2 separate regions of the Homo sapiens genome follow, and region 2 is linked to region 1. Evidence: read pairs that join two places in POLR2A ChIA-PET (ENCODE). Cell type or tissue: PC-9. All regions are shown on one strand. Links, peaks and the distances in the headings refer to the core of each region. The heading gives the core; the rest is flanking DNA. Region 1 overlaps MINDY2 (MINDY lysine 48 deubiquitinase 2). Region 2 overlaps MINDY2 (MINDY lysine 48 deubiquitinase 2).

What was found. Peaks named below come from ENCODE experiments on the same cell type or tissue, not always from the same donor. Only the 100,000 strongest peaks of a DNase experiment are listed, where the experiment ranks them.
Region 2: POLR2A ChIA-PET joins it to region 1 with 28 read pairs; 4 of 35 experiments call an interaction of 5 or more read pairs at or near these places.

The regions. Positions count from the first base shown.
Region 1 is chr15:58,861,605-58,874,103 of GRCh38, forward strand. MINDY2 (MINDY lysine 48 deubiquitinase 2) reads left to right here. Exons shown (of 9, transcript NM_001040450.3): 9 at 1-296. It also overlaps the pseudogene ZNF444P1 and the pseudogene RPL21P14. Among named protein-coding and RNA genes, the nearest start is that of SLTM, 66 kb to the right of the region's middle. In PC-9, for the core only: CTCF peaks have their summits at 4,906 and 5,106; DNase peaks (open chromatin) are centred at 3,637, 4,127 and 4,797; H3K4me3 peaks cover 2,429 bases; H3K27ac peaks cover 2,821 bases.
Region 2 is chr15:58,803,267-58,815,765 of GRCh38, forward strand. It overlaps MINDY2 (MINDY lysine 48 deubiquitinase 2), which reads left to right. Exons shown (of 9, transcript NM_001040450.3): 4 at 6,964-7,122. Among named protein-coding and RNA genes, the nearest start is that of MINDY2, 38 kb to the left of the region's middle. In PC-9, for the core only: no CTCF peak of the experiment used is centred there; no DNase peak of the experiment used is centred there.

The sequences.
Region 1 (12,499 bases), core at 2,494-7,493:
AACTACTTAATTCTTAAAAACAATGTCATCAGTTTCAAAACTTTCACTTTGGGAGGATATTCCTTAAAAGGCATACATAGATGGTAAAGTATAAAATATTTCTGACAGAATTATTCAGTATTATTCAACATTTACTTTCATGTTTGTTATTGTACCACAAAGATAGTGTCATTGTTGGGTTAAAATGTTGGCTGTTTTTGTTAATATACTTAAAACTGTAACCAGTGAATAACACCTGTAGTATTTTTTATTATAGATTATATTTTATTTCAATAAACTTTGATATTTAGACCAAAGTCTGTTCGCTCTGTATATTCATGTCATTAAGCTACAAAGTTAAGAAAGATGAGCGGGGAGATGGGGAACTGACATATTGATTCACATTTACCTATAACTCTTAGAATATTAGGGCCAACTTTTGATAAAGAGAAAATTTCCCCACTCCCAGGAAGTAAACAGTTAACTCTAAACCATGTTAAAAAATTAGCTGGGTGTGGTAGCATGTGCCTGAAGTCCCAGCTACTCAGGAAGCTGAGGTGGGAGGATCACCTGAGCCCAGGAAGGCTGAGGCTGCAGTGAGCCATGATCATGTCACTGCAGTCTAGCCTGAGCAACAGAGTGAGACCCTGTGTCAAAAAAAAAGGTACGTGTTGGTGAGAAAACAAAAATCAGACCCTCATATATGACTGATGGGAATATAAATTGGTGCAGTCACTTTGGAAAACAATCTGGCAGTTCTCTCATTGATTAAATACAGAGTTTCCATATGACCCAGCAATTCATTCCCAGATACATACCCCCAAGGTAATAAAAACACATGTACACACAAAAACTTGTATAGGAATGTTCATAATGGCATTATTCACAATAGATAAAAGGTGAAAACAGCCTAAATGCCCATCAGCTGATGAATGGATGAACAGTATGTGGTAGATCATACAATGGAACATTATTCAAATCGAGAAAGAAATGAAGTACTGCTGTATACCACAACACAGATGAGCCTTGAAAACATCATGCTAAGGGAAAAAAGCCAGTCGCAAAGATAACATTTTATATTATTTCATTTAATAAAATCTCTACAGTAAACTCTGAAGATAAGGTAGATTAGTGGATGTTTATGCCTCGGGGAGAGAGGGTCAACAGTGACAGCTAAAGAGTATAGGATTTCTGGCCAGGTGCGGTGGTGGCTCACGCCTGTAATCCCAGCCCTCCAGCCCGGCCAACAAGAGCCAAACTCTGTCTCAAAATAAAGAGAAAAGTATAGGATTTCTTCATGAGGTGATGAAAATGTTCTAAAAATCATTGTGGTGATAGTTGTGTGTATCTGACGATATACTAAAATAATTGTACACTTTAAGTGGGTGAATTGAATTGTATGGCATATGAATTCTATCTCAATAAAATAATCTGGTTGTGTGTGTGTGTGTGTGTGTGTGTGTGTGTGTATGTGTTTTGTTTTTGAGACAGAGTCTTGCTCTGTCTTGCCCAGGCTGGAGTGCAGTGGTGGAATCTCAGCTCACTGCAGTCTCCACCTCCTGGGTTCAAGAGATTCTCCTGTCTCAGCCTCCCGAGTACCTGGGACTACATGTGTGTGCCACCACACCTGGCTAATTCTGTATTTTCAGTATAGACAGAGTTTCACCATGTTGGCCAGGCTGGTCTCGAACTCCTGACCTCAGGTGATCCACCCCCCCCGCCCCCCCCCACGCTCCCAAAGTGTTGGGATTACAGACGTGAGCCACTGCAGCAGCTTTTTTGTTGTTGTTGTTGCTTTGTTTTTTGTTTGTTTGTTTTGAGATAAGGTCTTGCTCTGTCTCCCAGGCTGGGGTACACTGGTGGGATCTTAGCTCACTGCAGCTTTGACCTCCTGGGCTCAAGTGACTTCCACCTCAGCCTCCTGAGTAGCTGGGACTACAGGCGTGCACCACCACCCCCAGCTAATTTTTGTATTTTTAGTGGAGACAGAGTTTCGTCATGTTGTCCATGTTGGTCTCCAACTCAGCCTCCCAAAGTCCTGTGATTACAGACGTGCACCACTGCACCAGGCCAATAAAGTGGTTTCGAAAAAGAAAAGTTTTTAATTTTAACAAATCAAATCCAGTAAGATATATATATATATAACCATAACCAAGTGTCAATTTTCCCTGACTTACAAGATTGGTTTAATATTTTAATATCAATGTAATTCACCATATTAACAGAATGAAGGGGAAAACCCCTGTCAATACCATCATATCATCTCAACAGATATAGAAAAAGCATTTGACAGAATTTTTTTTTTTTTTTTAGATCGAGTCTCACTCTGTTGCCCAGGCTGGAGTGCAATGCCTCAATATCCGCTCACCACAACCTCCGCCTCCTGGGTTCAAGAGATTCTCCTGCCTCAGCCTCCCAAGTAGCTGGGAGTACAGGCCAGTGCCACCACGCCTGGCTTTTTTTTTTTTTTTTTTTTTTTTTTTTGAATTTTTAGTAGAGACGGGGTTTCACTATGTTGGCCAGGCTGGTCTCAAACTCCGCCCACCTAGGCCTCTCAAAATGCTGGGATTACAGGCGTAAGCCACTGCGCCCGGCCCTTGACAGAATTTAATACCCATTTGTAATAAAAACTGAGCATTTTAGGAACAGAAGGGAATTTCCTCAGCCTCATAAAGGGTGTAAGTGACAAACTCAAGGTTGACACCACACTTAATGATGGTGAAAGCCCGAATGCTTTCTTTCTAAAATTGGGAACTGTGCAAGAATGTCTACCCTCGGCACTTCTTTTCGACACTCTATTGGAGACACCAGCCAATGCAGCAAGGCAAGGGAGAGAAAAGGCATTGAAATTGGTAAGGAGGATATAATGCTGCCTTTATTCCCAGAAGACATGATCGTATACATGGAAAACCCTAAGTCATCTAAAGTAAAGCTACTAGAATTAATAAGTAAATTCTGCAAAGTCACTGGCTAGAAGGATCAATACACAAAAATAGTATTTCTAGGTACCAGCAACGAATAATCAAAAATGTGTAAGAGGAGTTCCGGTGAGCTCTGTGCACATGTGCGCGGAGGTAAAGAGGCTTGGGAGGCCTCGCCTGAGAGAGTGAGCCAAGGACATGGAGAGACAGTGTATTACAAAAGGTGCCTTGTACCTTGTCCAAGGACACAGAGCTGGTGGGAGGCAGAGCTGGAATTTGCTCCAGAGCCTTTGTGCTGTAGGACAGGCTGCGGGAGGAGCTGCAGGACTGAGGTACAGAAGCCGCGGAAGGGGCCCAACGAGGGGCAGAGCCGGCACTTGACTCCGTGGGATCCCACGAGACAGACACCCTTTCCTCACCGCCCGAGTGAGCGCCGCCCCTCACAGAGACCTCTTTGCACCCTGGGCCACGCGGGGCAGGCGCTGCCGTCCAGGAGGCCCCATGGAGCTGACGGTGCCGCTGAAGCAGGAGGCCGAGGGCCTGGCGCTGGGCTCCTCGTGGCACCGCTTCCGCCGCTTCCACCTGGGCGAGGCGCCGGGCCCGCACGAGGCGCTGGGGCTGCTACGCGCCCTGTGCCGGGACCGGCTGCGGCCCGAGGTGCACACCAAGGAGCAGATGCTGGAGCTGCTGGTGCTGGAGCAGTTTCTGAGCGCGCTGCCAGCCGACACGCAGGCCTGGGTGTGCAGCCGTCAGCCGCTAAGCTGGGAGGAGGCGGTGGCCCTGCTGGAAGAGTTCTGGGTGAGCCTGACGGGGCTGCGACGGGGGAGGGGAGGAGGCAGGGGAGCGGGGAAGCCAGGAGGAAGCGGAGGGAAAACCGCTGCTTAGCCCCCGAAAACCAGTGTGACCCACGGTGGGGAGGCCATGGCGCAGCAAGGAGGGACAGTCCATGTGGGGCTCCATCCAACACCAGCTGCAAGTCAGTAGGGCCCCCAAGACCTTGGCATACTTGCGAGTTCTCTAGAAGGACTCACAGCCATGTTCACAGTCACGGCTTATCACAGAGAAGGACGCGCTGGAAGCAGCCAGGAAGAGGGCCCGGAAGGCTCCACGGAGACCAGTTATCAGCTGTCCTCTCCCTTCACTCCTCCCGGCACGCAGGGAGTGTTGCCAGCCAGGGACCCTCCTCAGATCTTGGTGTCCCGGGTTCTTACTGGGGACTCCTCCCCGATCTGTGTGGCTGACCTCAGCCTCCAGCCCCGGAAGCTCAAGGATACCACCTGGCCCAAACTCCACCCCAAATCCATCTTGCTGTCGGGCTGGCCTGAGGGCCCCAGGCAGTCAGACCCTCCTCATGCGCGAGACACCAAGGGCTCAGAGATGACTTCCCGAGGGCGGAGGGCAAAAGCCAGGCCTCTCTCTGGGCAGGTTTGGATTCTTCTTTTTTTATTATTTCTTTTTTTTTTCTTTTTTTTTTTTTTTGAGACAGAGTTTCGCTCTTGTTGCCCAGGCTGGAGTGCAGTGGCGCTATCTCGACTCACTGCAACCTCCGCCTCCCAGGTTCAAGTGATTCTCCTGCCTCAGCCTCCTGAGTAGCTGGGATTACAGGCGCCCGCCACCATGCCCAGCTAATTTTTTGTATTTTTAGTAGAAATGGGGTTTCACCATTGTTGGCCAGGCTGGTCTCGAACTCCTGACCTCAGGTGATCCGCCTAATCTTGGCCTGCCGAAGTGCTGGGATTACAGGTGTGAGCCACCGCGCCCGGCCCCAGGTTTGGATTCTTTCACACAGCAGGTATGGGCCGACTCACTGTCTGGGGCCCGCCCAGCCCAGCCCAGCAACTGTGTTTGTGAAGTCTTGGTGCACAGCCACACCCATTCACTTACGTCATCTGTGGCTGACTCTTGCCACCGTGACTATGACAGAGAGCCTGAGAAGCTGGAAGCATTTCCTGTCTTGCCCTGTAGGGGAAGCTTGCATCCTGGTTTAGAGTACGCTCTCCAGGGAGGATGTGTAAGGTGAACCGCAGACGCCATCTTACGTGTTCTAGTCGCCACGTTAAAAAAAGTGAAAAGAGGCCGGGCGCGGTGGCTCACGCCTGTAATCCCAGCATTTTGGGAGGCCGAGGCGGGCGGATCACAAGGTCAGGAGATCGAGACCATCCTGGCTAAACAGGTTGAAACCCCGTCTCTACTAAAAATACAAAAAAATTAGCCAGGCGTGGTGGCGGGCGCCTGTAGTCCCAGCTACTTGGGAGGCTGAGGCAGGAGAATGGTGGGAACCCGGGAGGCGGAGCTTGCAGTGAGCAGAGATCGCGCCACTGCACACCAGCCTGGGCGACAGAGCGAGACTCCGTCTCAAAAAAAAAAAAAAAAAAAAAAGTGAAAAGAAACAGGTGAATTTAGTTTTGATAATCTGCTCGTTGACCCTAATGTCTTCAAAATATTGTCCTTTCAATACCTGACACTCTCACGTGCCCGGTGGGGGCTGTGTGGGGCCTGGGTGATGAGCAGCGGGCAGCCACGCAGAGACCTCTGAGAAGAGTGGTCCAGGCCACGGGAACAGCCAGTGCAAAGGCCCTGAGGCGCCTCGAGCAGCAGAGGGGCCCGTGAGTAAGGGAGTGTTAGCAGTGAGGCTGGAGTCACCAGTGGTGGGAGGGTGAAGAGTCAGAGCAGTCGGGTGTTCATCGTAGGTGTGTACCGAGTGCCTGCTGGGTGCTGGGATGTAGCAGCAGAAAGGGGGCATCTAGGTGAGGCAAAGCGAGCAAAAGCCTTCAGTCCACAGCAGCCGGGGGTCCTTCCTTTCTTCCAGAGGGAACAGCTCCTGTCAAGGCTGCCACTTGGCTTCTGCGCCACCCAACTCAGTGGCCTTGTCCCTCTGCCTTCTTATGCAGCCTGACCAGCCCCCAAACACTCTCCCCTCTTACTGTCTGGGATACAGCTCGCCCCTCCTCTGCTCCCGCCTCCCAGCACCTCTGTGCTGACTCTGGCTTCTCTATCCTCACCCTCCTTCCGGGTCAGTGTTCCCTAAAGTGGGTTGTAACAAATCACCACAAACCCAGCAGCTTACAAATAACGCACATCTGTTATCGTTCTGGAGGTCAGAAGTCCAAAATGGGTCTCACCGCCCAAAATCAAGGTGTTTGCAGAGCCACGTTCCTTCCTGAGGCTCTAGAGGAGAATCCGTTTCCTGCCTTTTCCAGGTCCTAGAGGCTGCCTGCATTCCTCGGCTCATGGCTCTTCCTCTGTCCTCAGAGTGCTGCACTCCAACTTCTGCTTCCGTCTCCCTATCTCTCCTCTGACCTTGACCCTCTTAGGTCCTGTGGTCACTTCATAGGATGCCTGTGATGACATTGAGCCCATCAGGAAAATTTAGGATAGTTTCCCCGTGTCAATGCTTAATTCCTTCCCGTCTGCAGAGTCCCTGTTGGCCTGTGAGACAGCATGTGGCAGGTTCTGGGGATCAGGCCATGTATGTCTTTGGGCCATTATTCTGTCTGCCATAGAGATGAGAGGAATACAGGGTGAACTGGAGGTGGAATAGAACTAACATGGAATTTGTCGGCCTCAGGGTTACTGCCTTTCCAGTTTTCGTGACTCCTCAGAACAGGAGCCGGCGTGGGTGCCAAATAGGTAGATTTCAGCCACTGTTACTGCTCTGACCTCATGCCATCTGTTTCTTTGGCATTAAAATGTCCTTTTAGGAAAAGATGGTAAAAGTACACTTGGTAGTTATTGTTGCTTTTAATGTATATATCACTTTTAATGTATATATCTTGCAAAATAAAACCAATCCCTTCCATTTGGGATGCAGTGAGAGTTAGAGAAAAATGTGTCAGACCTATACAATGAAAATTATAACACATTACTGAGAGATATTAATGAAGGCCTATGGTCTACTAAATGAAGAGAGACACTAATTATGGATTGACAGATTCAATACTCTTTTTTGTTTTTTTGTTTTGTTTTGTTTTGTTTTGTTTTGAGACAGAGTCTCGTGCTGTCGCCTAGGCAGGAGTGCAGTGGTGCGATCTCGGCTCACTACAACCTCCGCCTCCCCGGTTCAAGCAATTTTCCCTGCCTCAGCCTCCAAAGTATATGGGAGTACAGGGGGCCGCCACCACGCCTGGCTAATTTTTGAATTTTTACTACAGACGGAGTTTCACCATGTTGGCCAGGCTGGTTTGGGTTTCACCGTGTTGGCCAGGCTGGTTTCAAACTCCTAACCTCAAGCGATCCACCCAACTCAACCTCCCAGAGTGCTGGAATTACAGGCATGAGCCACCATGCCTGGCCAGGAAAATAAGTATTTTCAACAAATAATACTGAAAAAAGTGGATATCCATATTAATATGGTTTGGGTCTGTGTCCCCACCAAATCTTATGTGAAAATGTAATCTCCAGAGGTGGGGCCTGCTGGGAGGTGACTGGATCATGGGAATGGATCTTTCATGAATGGTGTAACACCATCCTCTTGGTGCTGTTCTTGTGATACAGTTCTCATAAGATGTGGTTGTTTAAAAGTGTGTGGCACCTCCCCACTTCGCTCTCTTGCTCTTGTTCTGGCCATGTGGTATGTGCCTGCTTCCCCTTCGCCTTCCGCCATGATTGTAAATTTTCTGAGGCCTCCCCAGAAGTGGAAGCCTCTATGCTTCCCCGTACAGCCTGCAGAACTATAAGCCAAGTAAACCTCTTTTCTTTATAAACGACCCAGTCTCAGTTATTTTATAGTAATGTGAGAATGCACTGGTACACATATAGATAAAAATGAACCTTAATCCTTAATTTATGCCATACATAAGTTAACTAGAAATGGATTTTTTTCTTTTTTTTCTTTTTTTTTTTTTGGAGACGGAGTCTTGGTTTGTCGCCCAGGCTGGAGTGCAGTGGCAAGATCTCGGCTGACTACTACCTCTGCCTCCTGGGTTCAAGCGATTCTCCTGCCTCAGCCTCCCGAGCATCTGGGACTACAGGTGTGCACCACCACACCCAGCTAATTTTTGTGTTTTTAGTAGACATGGGGTTTCACCCTGTTGGACAGGCTGGTCTCGAACTCCTGGCCACTGCGCCCAGCCCACTTCATCGAAATCTAAAAACACAATTAAAGATGGAGTAAACCTTTCGGCCGGAACCGCCATCTTCCAGTAATTCGCCAAAATGACGAACACAAAGGGAAAGGGGAGAGGCACCCAATATATGTTCTCTAGGTCTTTTAGTAAACATGAAGTTGTTCCTTTGGCCACATATATGCGAATCTATAAGAAAGGTGATATTGTAGACATCAAGGGAATGGGTACTGTTCAAAAAGGAATACCCCACAAGTGTTACCACGGCTAAACTGGAAGAGTCTACAATGTTACCCAGCATGCTGTTGACACTGTTGTAAACAAACAGTTAAGGGCAAGATTCTTGCCAAGAGAATTAATGTGTGTATTGAGCACATTAAGCACTCTAAGAGCCGAGATAGCTTCCTGAAACATGTGAAGGAAAATGATCAGAAAAAGAAAGAAGCCAAAGAGAAAGCTACCTGGGTTCAACTGAAGCAGCAGCCTCTACCCAGAGAAGCACACTTTGTGAGAACCAATGGGAAGGAGTCTGAGCTGCTGGAACCTCTTCCCTACAAATTCATAGCATAATAGGTGTTTTAAAAAAATAAAAGACCTCTGCACTGTAAAAAATGTTTCTCTTGGCGGGGCATGGTGGCTCACGCCTGTAATCCCAGCACTTTGGAAGGCTGAGGCGGGCGGATCACCTGAAGTCGGGAGTTCGAGACCAGCCTGACCAGCATGGAGAAACCCCGTTGCTACTAAAAATACAAAATTAGCCAGGTGCGGTGGTAGGCACCTGTAATCCCAGCTACTCGGGAGGCTGAGGCAGGAGAATTGCTTGAACCCAGGAGGTGGAGGTTGTAGTGGGCCGAGATCACGCCATTGCACTCCAGCTTGGGCAACAAGAGCAAAACTCTGTCTCAAAAAAAAAAAAAAAAGTTTGTCTTTATTGAGTAGAGGGTGCTGTCCTCTCCCCCAAAGAAATATTTAAAGCAAATTTTAGTTGTGTCCTAATTCAGTGTGTAATGTCTTTACTATTCAAATTTAATGTATTTCTTGCTGAAAGATGTGAGGTGGCTTATTGTGCAACAAATTACTCAACTGGTTAGAAAACGGCCACATACCATTTATGAAATATTTGTACTGGCTTGAAGATAGTCTCTCTAAATCATCATGGAAGAAATAAATAATTTACAAAAATGTTAAAACATGAAGATTTAAATAAATAATTCATGGCTGGGTGCGGTGGCTCACGCCTGTAATCTCAGCACTTTAGGAGGCTAAGGTGGGCAGATCACGAGGTCAGGAGTTTGAGACCAGCCTGGCCAACATAGTGAAACCCCATCTCTACTAAAAAATACAAAAAAAAAAAATTAGCCGGGTGTGGTGGCGGGCACCTGTAATCCCAGCTACTTGGGAGGCTGAGGCAGGAGAATCGCTTGAACCCAGGAGGCGGAGGTTGCAGTGAGCCGAGATCGTGCCCTTGCTCTCCAGCCTGGCCAACAGTGTGAGACTCCGTCTCAAATAATAATAATAATAATAATAATAGTAATAATAATAATAATTCACAAAGGAAGATATATTAATGGTCAATAAGCACATAAAAACATGTACAACATCGTTAGTCAGAAGAACACGTAAACACATTTGGGCCGGGCACGGCGGCTCATGCCTGTAATCCCAGCACTTTGGGAGGCCAAGGCCGGTGGATCACCTGAGGTCAGGAGTTGGCCTCACCAACATGGTGAAACCCCGTCTGTACTAAAAATACAAAAAATTAGTTGGGCATGGTGGCACGTGCCTGTAGTCCCAGCTATTCAGGAGGCTGAGGCAGGAGAATAACTTGAACCCAGGAGGTGGAGGTTGCAGTGAGCCGAGATCGTGCCATTGCACTCCAGCCTGGACAACAAGCTCAAAACTCCATCTCAAAAACTAAAACAAACAAAACTACATTGAACTGTACTGAAATAGTACAGCACACCCACTAAAAAAGGCTAGCATTGAAAAGATTGACAATACCAAGTGTTGGTGCATCTGTGAATCAATTTGAACCCGTTACATTGCTGATGCAAAAAGGTACAACGATTTCAGAAAACTCTTTGGCAGTTTCCTGTAATGTTAAATATACACTACCATATATCCAATCCTGTTTACCCAAGAGAAATGAAAACGTGTCCACACAAAGACTTGTACACAAATATTCATAGCAGTTTTATTCATAATAGCCAAAAATTGTCAACAACCCAAATTTCCATCAATAGGCGAATGCACAAAAAAATGTGGTACATCCGTACATGGGAAACCTACACAGCAACAAAAAGATGGAATGACTGATACACACAGCAACATGGCTGAATTGCAGAAACACTGTGCTGAGTGAAAGGAACCAGACACAAAATAAGACATTACTGTATGATCCTGTTTATATGAAACTCTAGGAGACATAAAGTCTCCAGTGGTAGAAAGCAGGTAGGTGGTTGCCTGGGGCTGGAGATGTGGTTTAGGATGACCAGAAAAGGACACAAGGAAACTTTCAGTGATGGAAATATTCTTGATCATGGTGGTAATGACTTGGCTGTATACATTTGTCAATGTACTGTACACTTAAAATGTGTGCCTATTTGTAAATTTTACTTCAAAATACTTTTGTTTCTGTATGCTAGCAATGGACAATTGAAAATTGAAATTCAACAGGTCCATTTATAATAGCATCAAACAAAATACTAGAGGTAGATGTAAAACCTATGCACTGAAAACTAGAATTTGAGTTAACTTTACTTTTGTCATTCTATGTGACCACTTGGAGTTTTTGTGTTTAAATTTTAAAAATAGTCAAGCAGGCCAGGCGCGGTGGCTTACACCTGTAATCCCAGCACTTTGGGAGGCCAAGGCAGGCGGATCACGAGGTCAAGAGATCGAGACCATCCTGGCCAACATGGTGAAACTCTGTCTCTATTAAAAATATAAAAATTAGCTGGGCGTGGTGGCAGGCACTTGTAATCCCAGCCACTCAGGAGACTGAGGCAGGAGAATCACTTGAACCCAGGAGGCAGAGGTTGCAGTGAGCCAAGATTGTGCCATTATACTCCAGTCTGGGTGACAGAGCGAGATGTCATCTCAAAAAAAAAAAAAAAAGCAGATAAGATAAAATTTACTTGAAAAAAATAGTTAAACAGTGTGTAAAATAGAAAGTGTAATATTTTTGCTTAGTGAATGAAAATTTTAGTTGATGCAAAATGAGACTCTTGATACACTCCTTTCTTTCTTTTTTAAGACGGAGTCTCGCTCTGTTGCCCATTCTGGAGTGCAGTGGTGCAATCTCGGCTCACTGCAACCTCCGCCTCCAGGGTTCACGCAGTTCTCTGCCTCAGCCTCCTGAGTAGCTGGGATTATAGGTGCCTGCCACCACACCCAGCTAATTTTTGTATTTTTAGTAGAGACAGGGTTTCACCGTCTTGGCCAGGCTGGTCTTGAACTCCTGACCTCGTGATCCACTCACCTCAGCCTCCCAAAGTGCTGGGATTACAGGCGTGAACCACCGCGCCTGACCTCTTACACTTCTTTCAAAGGTGATTCTCTACTTAAATAGAATTCTCTACTTAGTATAATGAAAACAAAGTATTACTTATCTAAATAATACATAATATTAATATTTCACAGCTTAACCAAAGCAGTTCGGTTTTGTTTTTGTTTTTAAAGAGACGGGGTTTCACTATTTGGCCCAGGCTGGTCTTAAACTAGCCTCAAGTGATCCTCCCACCCCAGTCTCCCAAAGTGCTGAGATTAGAGGCATGAGCCACCATGCCCGGCAAGCAGGACAGTTCTGAAAGCTCTGGACCCAAGTTCCTAAAGGTGATGCAGAGGTCCTCCACTCCCACCCTGGGTGATTCAGCTCTACAGAGGAACTGATCATTTAACCACAAAATTACATTATTCAGAGCATCTCATCCCACTGGCAAAAACCCAGAGTTGATTGCCAGCAGCTTGTAAAAAGCATTTGGTTTTTCCTACTCTGAGCTACATCTCCAGAGTGATTGTCAAAACTTGCTGTACATGTGAATCCTGTGGAGGAACTTTTGGGGGTAAAACATGTTGGGACTCCATCCATGAACCTCTGGGGGTGTGGCCCAGGCTCATCACCCATTAGACCTCAGATTTTGTCCACTTAGCATATATGCCAGTTCAATTATCTTTTCTTTTTGAGACAGTTGCACTCTGTCACCCGGGATGGAGTGCAATGGCACGATTTCGGCTCACTGCAACCTCCGCCTTCCGGGTTCAAGCAATTCTCCTGCCTCAGCCTCCCCAGTAGCTGGGATTACAGGCGCCCGCCACCACGCCCAGCTAATTTTTGTATTTTTAGTAGAGATGGGGTTTCACCATATTGGTCAGGCTGGTCTTGAATTCCTGACCTCATGATCCTCCCGCCTCAGCCTCCCAACGTTCTGGGATTACAGGCGTGAGCCACCACACCCGGCCAATTATCTTGTTTTTATTTTTACTTTTTTTTTTTTTTTGAGTCGGAGTCTCACTCTGTCTCCCAGGCTGGAGTGC
Region 2 (12,499 bases), core at 3,371-8,370, 57 kb before region 1:
CCATCCTTGTCAACATGGTGAAACCCCATTTCTACTAAAAATACAAAAAAAATTAGCTGGGCATGGTGATGCGCGCCTGTAGTCCCAGCTAGTCGTGAGGCTGAGGCAGGAGAATCACTTGATCCCAGGAGGCGGAAGTTGCAGTGAGCTGGAATCGCGCCACTATGATCCAGGCTGGTGACAGAGCAAGACTCTGTCTCATAAAAAAAAAAAAAAAGAAGAAGAATCAACAACTTACATTGCATTATATCATAAGATAGGAAATCTAGGCCAGATGCGGTGACTCCTGCCTATAATCCCAGCACTTTGGGAGGCCAAGGTGGATGGGTCACTTGAGGCCAGGAGTTCGAGACCAGCTGTTCAACATGGAAAAACCCCACCTCTACTAAAAATACAAAAATTGGCCGAGTGTAATAGCATGTACCTGTAGTCCCAGCTATTCAGGAGGTTGAGGCATGAGAATTGCTTGAACCAGGGAGGCGGAGGTTGCAGTGAGCCGAGATTGCGTCACTACACTCCGTCCTGGGCAGCAGAGGGAGACTCTGCCTCAAAAAATAAGAGGCCGGGCGTGGTGGCTCACGCCTGTAATTCCAGCACTTTGGTAGGCCAAGGCAGGCGGATCACGAGGTCAGGAGATTGAGACCATCCTGGCTAACATGGTGAAACCCCAGCTCTACTGAAAAAAAAAAAAAAAAAAAAAAAATACAAAAAATTAGCCAGGCGTGGTGGCAGGCGCCTGTAAGTCCTAGCTACTCTGGAGGCTGAGGCAGGAGAATGGCGTGAACCTGGGAGGCAGAGCTTGGAGTGAGCCGAGATCGCGCCACTGCACTCCAGCCGGGGCGACAAAAAAAAAAGGAGGAGGAGGAGAAGGAAAAGAAAGGAAATCTGTAGCTAAAGCCAGATTTGTATTCTAAGTGATTTAAATTTTATCAGGGGAATTTGTATCTTAAAACAGTGATATTTAAACATTTTTAGCAATAGAAACCTCTTTTCAAATGAAATCTCATCCCAGCTTCCAATATATAAAACCAGTACATGATAAGTATAAAGTGATAAAGTTTAATTTATATCATGTATTTATGAAATTTATATCATTTCTTACTGAAATCATGAAGCTATTTTTATTAAAAACTTAAAATTAGGGACTGCGGATGATAGCTGCAGTCTGATGTCAACCTCCAAATTCATTTTACTTTCGTTGCCTAATCCTGAGAAAATCTTGATTGAAATGAGAAAATCTTAATTTTCGTGTTTGCAAGCACCAGGCGTGGTGGCTCATGCCTGTAATCCCAGCACTTTGGGAGGCCAAAGCAGGCGGATTGCTTGAGCCCAGTAGTGAGACCAGCCTGGGCAACATGGCAAAACCCTGTCTCTACAAAAAATACAAAACGTTTGCCAGGCATGGTGGCACACGCCTATAGTCCCAGCTACTTGGGAGGCTGAGGTCAGAGGATCGCTTGAGCCCAGGAGGCAGAGGTTGCTGTGAGCCAAATCACACCACTGCATTCCAGCCTGGACAACAGAGTGAGACCCTGTTACAAAAAAAAAAAAGAAAAGAAAAGAAAAGAAAACTGTTTGCAGCCAGTTACAGTGGTTCACAGCTGTAATTCCAGGTACTCAGGAGACTGAGGCAGGAGGATTACTTGAGCCTAGGAGTTCAAGACCAATCCGGGTGTGATATAGTAAGACTCCATCTCAAAAAATTAGGAAAGAAAGAAAAATAAAAATGCTTGCAAATGTTATCAGCATTTGGTTTAAGTCCATCTTGCATTGGAATACACTCCCATTACACTGATCAGGATTCTTGAAGGGAATTTGGAATATTGGCTCAAAGTTGAAACAAAGGATATCTAACAACTGCTTGCATTTCTCATAAACATATCAGGCAAAAAGTACCCTGCTTTTAAAATAAACAATGAAACTATAAGGTGTTATTATTACATTACTGTTTTGAAAATAGTGTATGTCAAGCTTATATGGCTGGGCTGAGTCTAAGCTAATGTGTAATGTTCCACAAGTGTGATGTAATAGTGTTCTTTTTTGTGTAATTTTACGTGAACAGATGTCTTCAAACCTAATTTTAGAAAGACCAACACAGAGCTGCAATATTCCCATTTAAAACTCTTTACCAGAAGTTGTAATGTAAGCAAAGAGCCTATTTTTTCCAGTTTTGTCTAATAGTGTACTGACAGCACAAGAAAACATGATGTGTGTATTCATAACAAATTTTTAATGAGTGCAAATATATTCTTAAAATATATTTTGTATTTAAATTTAAAATATTTGACCATGTTAAAAGTTCATTTGAAAAGAGTTCTAAGAAACAGTTTAACCATTGCCTTAAAGGATCCACTAGTACTCCCTTCTTGTGAGGTAAGCAACCATAGCTCACATTTATATTTTGTAATATTAAGTATAATTTGGAATTAGGAACAAAGTGGCAAAATACTTACCCAAGAGTTTAAAACCCTTTTAAAATAAGTTTGTTTGGTTTATCAGTTGTTGTTTTTTATTAAGACAGAGTCTCGGCTGGGCACAGTGGCACATGCCTGTAATCCCAGCACTTTGGGAGGCTGAGGCGGGGGGATCACAAGGTCTGGAGATCGAGACCATGCTGGCTAACACAGTGAAACCCCATCTCTACTAAAAATACAAAAAATTAGCTGGGCGTGGTGGCACGTACTGTGGTCCCAGCTACTCGAGAGGCTGAGGCAGATGGAACCCTTGAACCCAGGAGGTGGAGGTTGCAGTGAGCCGAGATCACGCCACTGCACTCCAGCCCGGGCGACAGAGCGAGACTCCGTCTCAAAAAAACAACAAAAGAAAAGACAAAGTCTCCCTCTGTTGTACAGGCTGGAGTGTAGTGGCATGATCTCAGCTCAGTACAACTTCCGCCTTTCAGGTTCAAGAGATTCTCATGCCTCAGCCTCCCAATTAGCTGGGATTACAGGCATGTGCCACCACTCCTGGCTAATTTTTTTATTTTTAGTAGAGATGGCATTTCACCATGTTGGCCATGCTGGTCTCGAACTCCTGGCCTCAAGTGATCCACCTGTCTGGCATTACAGGCGTGAGTCAACGTGCCAACTTTTTTTTTTTTTTTTTTTTTGAGACAGGGTCTCACTCTGTCACTTTGTCTGGTTTGCCGTGGTGCTATCGTGGCTCACTGCAGCCTCAAACTCCTGGGCTCAAGTGATCTGCTCACTTCAGCCTCCCAAAGTGCTGGGATTACAGTCATGAGCCACTGTTAACTGGCCTCTTTTAACCGTTTTATTAATCTTTATGAAGATATCAAATGGTGTTAACTTAGTTGTTTTAATATTAAATAATGGGGAATAATTGTAGCAAATATATGAAGGTATAAGCATGAGCCCAGAGCCATTAGAAATCATATTGCCCCTAAAGGAAGTTGGGTGGTTGACAAACAAGAATTTACAAAAATAGAGGAAAATCTGGTGGTTGTAAAACTATAATTCTTAGATTGCTCACTGTTGTTACTATTTTTTCAGATTCATCATTGCTGTAGATTTAAGAAAAGTTCTAAAACACTTAAGGGAAAAAATGTAAGCTGGTTGTTTTTAAGCGTTTAATTTTTGGGAAGGTTGAGAAAATATGTTGTTTGGGGGGAACAGTAGAAGAGATGAAACTGACAAAGGTCAAAGACTGCAGTATAACAATGTTATCCTATTATAAATGCATCATTCATTAATTTAAAACATTTGAATGATTTCTGTTTACAGTCTGTACAGTCTGTTAGAATGGAATTTTATGAATTATTTCATAAAACAGAACTTCATTTTTGTAACCTAAATTTGTCTTTTTCAAATTTCAAAGAGAATCCGTAGTTTTAATGTAAGATTTCCTTCATTTTCACCCTTTTTATTATCAAACCCCTCTACAAACTATAGTCTACTGTTCTTATTTTGTGTCTTTAGTATCTTGTACAGTGTCTGATTAGCAGTAGGGATTCAGTAAAAGTGTGTTAAATTTTATGTATTGGTTTTTCTTTATTCTTTCAAATGTATTCTCTATACATATGTCCATACTTAATGTGTTAACGTGCTTAGAAAAGCATTTTAAAATAGTCTTTTTTTTTTTTTTTTTTTTGAGACCGAGTCTTGCTCTGTCGCCCAGGCTGGAGTGCAGTGGCGCGATCTCCACTCACTGCAAGCTCCGCCTCCCGGGTTTACGCCATTCTGCTGCCTCAGCCTCCCGAGTAGCTGAGAGAGACTACAGGCGCCCGCCATCATGCCTGGCTAAAAGTTTTTTGTATTTTTTAGTAGAGACGGGGTTTCACCGTGTTAGCCAGGATGGTCTCGATCTCCTGACCTTGTGATCCGCCCGCCTCGGCCTCCCAAAGTGCTGGGATTACAGGCGTGAGCCATTGCGCCCGGCCTAAAATAGTCTTTATTCCAGATGTATATGACTACATTTATTGAGAAAACTGATGTGGACAAAATGACTCCTTAATCTGACAAACAAGTCTTTGTGATCCAGCCTCTGCCTGTCTCTTAGACTTTATCTCCTACAACTTTTCACTTTTATTTTGTCCCAGCCGCACTGGGCCCCATGCTATTCCATGGACACAGTAATAAACTCGTTTTTGCACTGGCATCTACTTTGGAATGCTCTTTGCCCAGAGCTTCCTAACATTTAGTGCTCCCTGTAGTCTCTATTCTAGTGTCATTTTCAAGGAGGCCTGTCTCCCTCACCTCCCTCTCCTTCTTTCCTCTCCCATTTACACTCCCCACTCCCCTCCCTCCCTCTCTCCCTCACTCCCTTCCTTCCATCCTTCCTTCCTTTTCAGTGCATTCACTGCAAAATTAAGTATGGAAAGTCCTGAGGCTTTCTATATACCTCCTGTTCCTCCTAACCCCATACACACAGCTTCCCCCACTGTCAACATCCCGCATCAGAGTGGTTCATTTATTATTGATAAACTGGCAATGCCACATCATTATCACCCAGAGTCTATAATTTACTCTTTCTTGGTTCTGTATATTCTGTGGATTTTGAAAAATGTATAATGTCACGTATCTACCATTACAGTATCATACAGAATAGTTTCACTGTCCTAAAAGTTCTCTGTACTCTGCCTGTTCATTCCTCCCTTCCCTTAATCCTTGGCAACCACTGATCTTTTTTACTGTCTCTGTAGTCTTGCCCTTTCCAGAATGTCATTTGGAATTATACAGTATGTAGCCTTTTCATATTAGCTTGTTTTCTTTACTACTACGCATTTAAGTTTCCTCTGTGTCTTTTCATGGCTTGATAGCTCATCTCTATTTTTTTTAATTGTGTTAAAAACCACATATTATAAAATATATGGTTTTTTTGTTTTTGTTTTTGTTTTTTTGAGACAGAGTCTCGCCCTGTCGCCCAGGCTGGAGTGCAGTGGCACAATCTTGGCTCACTGCAAGCTCTGCCTGCTGGGTTCATGCCATTCTCCTGCCTCAGCCTCCCGAGTAGCTGGGACTACAGGTGCCCACCACCATGCCCGACTAATTTTTTGTATTTTTAGTAGAGATGGGGTTTCACCCTGTTAGCCAAGATGGTCTTGATCTCCTGACCTCGTGATCCACCCGCCTCAGCCTCCCAAAGTGCTGGGATTACAGGTGGGAGCCACCGTGCCCAGCCACTTTTTCATCTTTAAAACTGAAACTTGCCAGGCATGGTGGCTTATGTCTGTAATCCCAATACGTTGAGAGGCTGAGGCGGAGAATCACTTGAGCTCAGAAATTCAGGACCAGCCTGGGTAACATAGTGAGACCCCGTCTCTACAAAATATCAAAAACATTAGCTGGGCATGTTAGCATATACCTGTAGCCCCAGCTACATGGGAGACTGAGATGGGAGGATCACTTGAGCCCAGGAGTTTGAGGCTGTGGTGAGCCATGATCATACCACTGCACTCTAGCCTGGGCAACAGAGTGAGACCCTATATTCATCAAACAACCCCCCTTTTCCACTTCCCCCAGTCCCCTGGAAACAACCATTCTGCTTTCTGTTTTTATGATTTTGATGACTCTAAATATCTCATATAAGTAGAATCATACAGTATTTTTACTTTTGTGACTGGCTTATTTCACTCAGCATGATGTCCTCAAGGTTCATCTGGTTGTAGCATCTGACAGGATTTCTTTCTTTTTTTTAAGGCTGAATAATATTCCATTGTATGTATATATCTCATTTTCTTTATTCATTTGTCAGTTGTAACTAAGAATAGATAAAGAATTATGAATAATGTTGCAATGAGCGTGGGTGTACAACTATCTCTTCAAGATCCTACTTTCAGTTATTTTAGATTCACCAGTAGGAGAGGCCTTCTTCCTCTTTGACTTGAAAAACATTTGACTTTGGACTTTGTGGTCTAAAATAGGTCCTTCATTTCTATTACTCTCTACAACTCCATCTTGTTCAGTTTTTCTTGCTAATACTTGACATTGTTTTATATATATACATGTTTATCTCTCCCAATAGAATGTTAGTTGCATAAGAGCATGGACTTTGTCTTGTTTTGTTTCGTTTTTTGAGACAGAGTCTCGCTCTGTTGACCAGGCTGGAATGCAGTGGCAGAATCTCAGCTCACTGCAACCTACACCTACTGGGTTCAAGTGATCCTCCCACCTCAGCCTCCCAAGTAGCTGGGACTACAGGCGCATGCCACCATGCCCAGCTAATTTTTGTATTTTCAGAGACAGGGTTTCACCATGTTGGCCAGGCTGGTCTCAAACTCCTGACCTCAAGTGATCCGCCCACCTCAGTGTCTGTTTTATTCATTGTTGTATCTTTCAAACTCCAACTAGCTTCTGACACATAGTAGATACTCAATAATAAAAATATGTTGAATTGAATTTATTGGATAAAATGGAAAATTAAAAGTAAATGTGCTTGTACTTGAATATCTTTTTTGTTCTCGTTTTGATGTTTCTGAATTAGAACTTTCCCCTTTTCTATTTTCAGAATATGAGTGATGCCATGGCAATTTTGCACAAACTACAGACAGGCCTGGATGTAAATGTAAGATTCACTGGTGTTCGAGTGTTTGAATATACACCAGAATGCATAGTATTTGATCTTCTTGATATTCCTTTGTACCATGGGTGGTTAGTAGACCCTCAGGTAAGTCGAAGAATTTAAATTATGTAAACACAAATACAGGAAAAATGTATTAATTTGGCAAATTAATCTCAATTTATATTTTTTGTTACTTACTTTTTTTGTACTTTTGCCTGGAATTAGCCAAACTATGAGGTTAAGAACAGAGTCCTCCAGACTACTAAGTCTGCCCAAGGCTTCTGACCCCAACTCTAAGGAGCTAGGGCCCAACTACAAGGTTAGAGGGAAGAGCTCATAGAAGACCACCCGTACTTCTCACACCAATCACAAGTTCAGAGGTTTCCCAAAACTACCCTCAGGTTCAGTAATTCACCAGAGTGACTAACAGGACTCCCTGAAACCTATTATACTCACCATTACAGTTCATTACAGGGCAAAGATACAGGTTAATATTAGCAAAGGAAAGAGACACATACGGCAGAATCTAGGAGGGTTCCAACTGTGAAGCTTCCCCTGGATCCTCAGGACATCATACCCTCCTGGAACTGATGTATGAAAATATGCATGGAGTGCTGCCAATCCTGGAAGTTCACCCCACCTTCAGTGTTCAGATTTTTTATTGAGATTTCATTATGTAGGTAGGATTTAATTTATTGCCCATGTAATTGAACCCAGACTCCTACCCTTCCCTCCCTGGAAGCTGAGCTGACACCATGTGGTTCAAGGGATCCATCATTAGTATAAACTGCAGGTGTGGCCCAAGGGGCCCACAATAAATAACACAGTCACTCCTATTGGTACAGCAATGCCAAGATTTAGAAGTTATTTCATAGGAGCTGGGACAAAGGTCAAACCTCTCTTTGGGCAAGACCGTATTCTTTATTGCATAGCTTTGAAAAGAGATTTTGTATTACCCAAACATTTATTTTAAAAAGGCACCCCCATATATCCATCACTCTAACTGTACATTTCTAAATGTACATTGACCTTTGGTATATTAGTCTAGCAATCCAGATTTTGCCTCTTGTTAAGCGTATCAGGGTCCTGGCAGGAAGTAGACGACACACTGAAGGATAACTGTCAAAAGTTTAATGAAGAGACTATTTACAAAGGTGTGGGCAAAGTTAAGGGGAACAACAAGTAAGAGATGGTGTAGCATCTTAGACCTAGCAACAGCAGAAAATAATTGCCACTCCTAACTCTGAAGAGATAAGGAGAGGGAATACTTAGCAGAACACAGCAAGATTGATTAGTAAAGCACAGAGCTCCTGACGAGGAGATGTGACCTTCAGGAGAGGAATACTACCCCCAAGCTATGGCCCAGCAGGGAAAGAGCATAGGTAATACATTCTCTGACTCCCACTTTCTGATTTCCTCTAGTAGCTCCCTTTGGCCAAATTCAACTGATTATTAGAGAGTAGGAATTCCAGTTGCTGCAGTCCATAGAGGTTAGTCTCCCGAATAGAGAAGAAATGGAGAGTCAATTGGAAGGGTGAAAGGAAAAAATAATTCTACTGTAACATACTAAATTTTTAAATAGGTTAGAGTCTTCTCTTTTCCACTGATCTGTGTTATGTCTACTCCTATACTGTTTTAATATTATTTTCACTTACTTACATTTTTTAACATAAAGTAAGATTCAAATTTCAAAATAATATTAGTTAATTGTAAACTTTAAAAGAAAAAGACAAAGGAATCATACCAGCCAATGCCTTTCAAATTTATTTTGTTTTATGGTATGAGGTGAGAATTTACCTTTTTTATAAATTAAACTTTTTATTTTGAGGTAATTATAGATTCACATGCCAGTGTAAGAAATAATAAAGAACAGTCTGGGCGCAGTGGCTCACGCCTGTAATCCCAGTACTTTGGGAGGCCGAGGCGGGTGGATCATGAAGTCAGGAGTTCGAGATCAGTCTGGCCAAGATGGTGAAACCCTGTGTCTACTAAAAAATACAAAAATTAGTCGGGTGCAGTGGCAGGCGCCTGTAATCCTAGCTACTCAGGAGGCCAAGGCAGGAGAATCACTTAAACCCGGGAGGTGGAGTTTGCAGTGAGCCGAGATGGTGCCACTGCATTCTAGCCTGGCCAACAGAGCAACGGTCCGTCTCAAAAAAAAAAAAAAAGAAATAATAAAGAATGATCCCTCATACCTTTTACCCAGTTTTCCCCAATGGGAAAATTTAGTAATTTTGCAAAATTTAGTAAAATATCAAAACCAGGAAATTGACATTAGTAAAGTCGAGATACATGGCTGGACACAGTGGCTCATGCCTGTAATCCTAGAACTTTGGGAGGCCAAGGCAAGAGGACCACTTGGGCCCAGGAATTCAAGACTAGCCTGGGCAACATGGCAAAACCTTATTTCTACAAAAATAAAAAATTAGCTAGGCATGATGGAACATGCCTGTAGTCCCAGCTATTCAGGAAGCTGAGGTGGGAGGATCACTTGTGCCCAGGAGGTTGAAGCTGCAGTGAGCTGTGATCACACTACTGCGTTCCAGCCTGAGAGAAAGAGCGAGACCCTGTCTCAAAATAAATAGAGAAATAAGTAAATAAATAAAATCAAGATATGGCACATTTCTGTTAACACAAGAATCCCGCCTGATGCCCTTTTATATCCACACCCACTTCTCTCACACCCTTACCCTCTTCTTAACCCCTGACAACCACTAATCTTTCTCCATTTCTATAATTTTGTTATTTTGAGAATATTATATACAGTGTGTAATCTTTTTGGATTGCATTTCATACTCACCATAAGTCTCCAAAGCATCATCCAGATTGTTGCATCTATCAGTAGTTTGCTCCTGTTCATTACTGAGTAGTATTTTGTGGTGTGGACCTACCGCAGTTTTACTTGTTAAAGAGCATCTGGGTGTTTTCCCGCCGGGCACGGTGGCTCACGCCTGTAATCTCAGCACTTTGGAAGGCTGAGGCAGGTGAATCACTTGAGACCAGGAGTTCGAGACCAGCCTGGCCAACATGGCGAAACCCCATCTCTACTAAAAATACAAAAATCAGCTGGCTGTCATGGCATGTGCCTATAATCCCAGCTACTTGGGGAGGCTGAGGCAGGAGAATCACTTGAACCCAAGAGGTGGCGGCTGCAGTGAGCCAAGATCGTGCCACTTCTCTCCAGCCTGGGTGATGGAGCAAGACTCTATCTCAAACTGCTGTAAACATTTGTGTACAGGTACGTTTTTCATTTCTCTGGGTTAAATGCCCAGGAGTGCAGTTGGTGGGTTATATCATAGTTGCTTGTTGGTTTGTGTGTTTGTTTGTTTGTTTTTTAAGAGACAGGGTCTTGCTTTGTTGCCCAGGCTGGACTTGAATTCCTGGGCTCAAGTGATCCTCTTGCCGCAGCCTCCCAAGTAGCTGGGACTACAGGCATGCACCATTATGCCCCGTTAACTTGTGTATTTTTTTTTTTAAGAAAGCGACAAACTGTTTACTAGATTACCTGTAGAAAAGTTTACATTCCCACCAGTAACATATGAGTGATCCAGTTTCTCTGCATCTTCATCAGCACTTAATGTTGTCACTATTTTTTATTTTAGCCATTCTTAGGTAGCAATATTTCATTGTAGTTTTAACTTGCATTTCTTTTTTTTTTTTTTTTTTTAATTTGAGATGGAGTATCATTCTGTTGCCCAGGCTGGAGTGCAGTGGCACAATCTTTGCTCAGTGCAGCCTCCTGCTCCCAGGTTCAAGTGATGCTCCTGCCTCGACCTCCCGAGTAGCTGGGATTACAGGCGCCCACCACCATGCCCAGTGAATTTTTTTGTATTTTTAGTAGAGACAGGGTTTCACCATGTTAATCAGACTGGTCATGAACTCCTGACTTCAGGTGATCCACCCGCTTCGGCCTCCCAGAGTGCTGCGATTACAGGCGTGAGCCATCGCACCCAGCCTAATTTGCATTTCTTTAACGGCTAATGATGCTGAACATCTTTTGATGTGCTTGTTTGCCATTTGCATATTCTTTTTAGTAAAATGTCTCTTCATGTCTTTTGCCCACTTTCTAATTAGATTGGTTCTTTACAGTTGAGTTTTGTTTTTGGTTTTGTTTTTTTTTTGACACAGGGTCTTACTGAGTCACCCAGGCTGGAGTGCAGTGGCATGATCATAGCTCACTGCAACCTCAAACTCCTGAGCTCATGTGATCCTCCTGCCTCAGCCTCCTAAGTAGCTGGGCACATGCCACCATACCCTGCTCACTTTTTAATTTTTTGTAGAAATGAGATCTCGCCATATTGCTCAGGCTGGTCTCGAACTCCTGGGCTCAAACCCTCCTCAGCCTCCCAAAGTGTGAGACTACGGCTGTGAGCCACCATGTCCAGCCCTTTTCCCCATTTTTTTTATTTGGCTATGTGTCTTTTTGTAATTGAGTTGCAAATGTTCTTGATGTGTTCTAAGCACAAATCTCTTGTCAGATATATGACTTGGAAATATTCTTTAATTTTAACTTTTTTTTTTTTTTTTTTTAGAAACGGCGTGTCACTGTATGACACGCTTGAACTCCCAGGCTGGTCTTGAACTCCTGGCCTCAAGCAGTCTTCCCACCTCAGCCTCTCAGAGTGCCGAGGTTACAAATGTGAGCCACTGTGCCTGGACTTAATTTCAGTGAAGTTCACTTTATTTTTTCTTTTGTCCCTTATGCTTTTGGTGTCCTACCTAAGAGGGCTTTGCCTAACCAAAAATCAAGAAGATTTAGTTCTTTATTTTCTATTAAGAGTTTTATAGTTTTAGCACTTACATTTATGAATATGGTCAATGTTGGGTTAATTTTTGTATGTGGTTCGAGGAAAGGGCCCAACTTTATTCATATACATGTAGATAGCCAGTTGTCCTAGTACCATTTGCTGAAAAGGTTATTCTTACCCTGTTGAATTGTCTTGAACTTAGCATGAACTTTGTAAAATAAATCCTTCCCTTTACCCTTCCCTCCTCATTGCCTTAAAAGCATCCAGTTTAATTAAAATAAGATTTAAAACTTATAAGTATTTATGGGGTTTTTTTGTTTTTGTTTTTTGTTTTTTTGAGACAGAGTCTCTCTGTGTCACCCAGGCTGGAGTGCAGTGGCACAGTCTTGGTTCACTGCAGCCTCGACCTCCTGTGCTCAAGCAATCCTCCCTACTCGGCCCCCCAGTAGTTGGGACTACAGGTGCACACCAGCACGCCTGGCAATTTTTGTATTTTTTATAGAGACAGGATTTCACCATGTTGCCCAGGCTGGTCTGAAACTCCTAGCCTCAAGCGATCCTCCCACCTTGGCCTCCCAAAGTGCTGCATTACAGGCATGAGCCACTGTGCTTGGCTCAAGAAGAAAGGATATTATTTCCTTCTTTTTCTTTTTTCTTTTTCTTTTTTTTTGGACAGAGTCTCACTCTGTCGCCAGGCTAGAGTGCTATGGCGTGATCTCCTCACTGCAACCTCC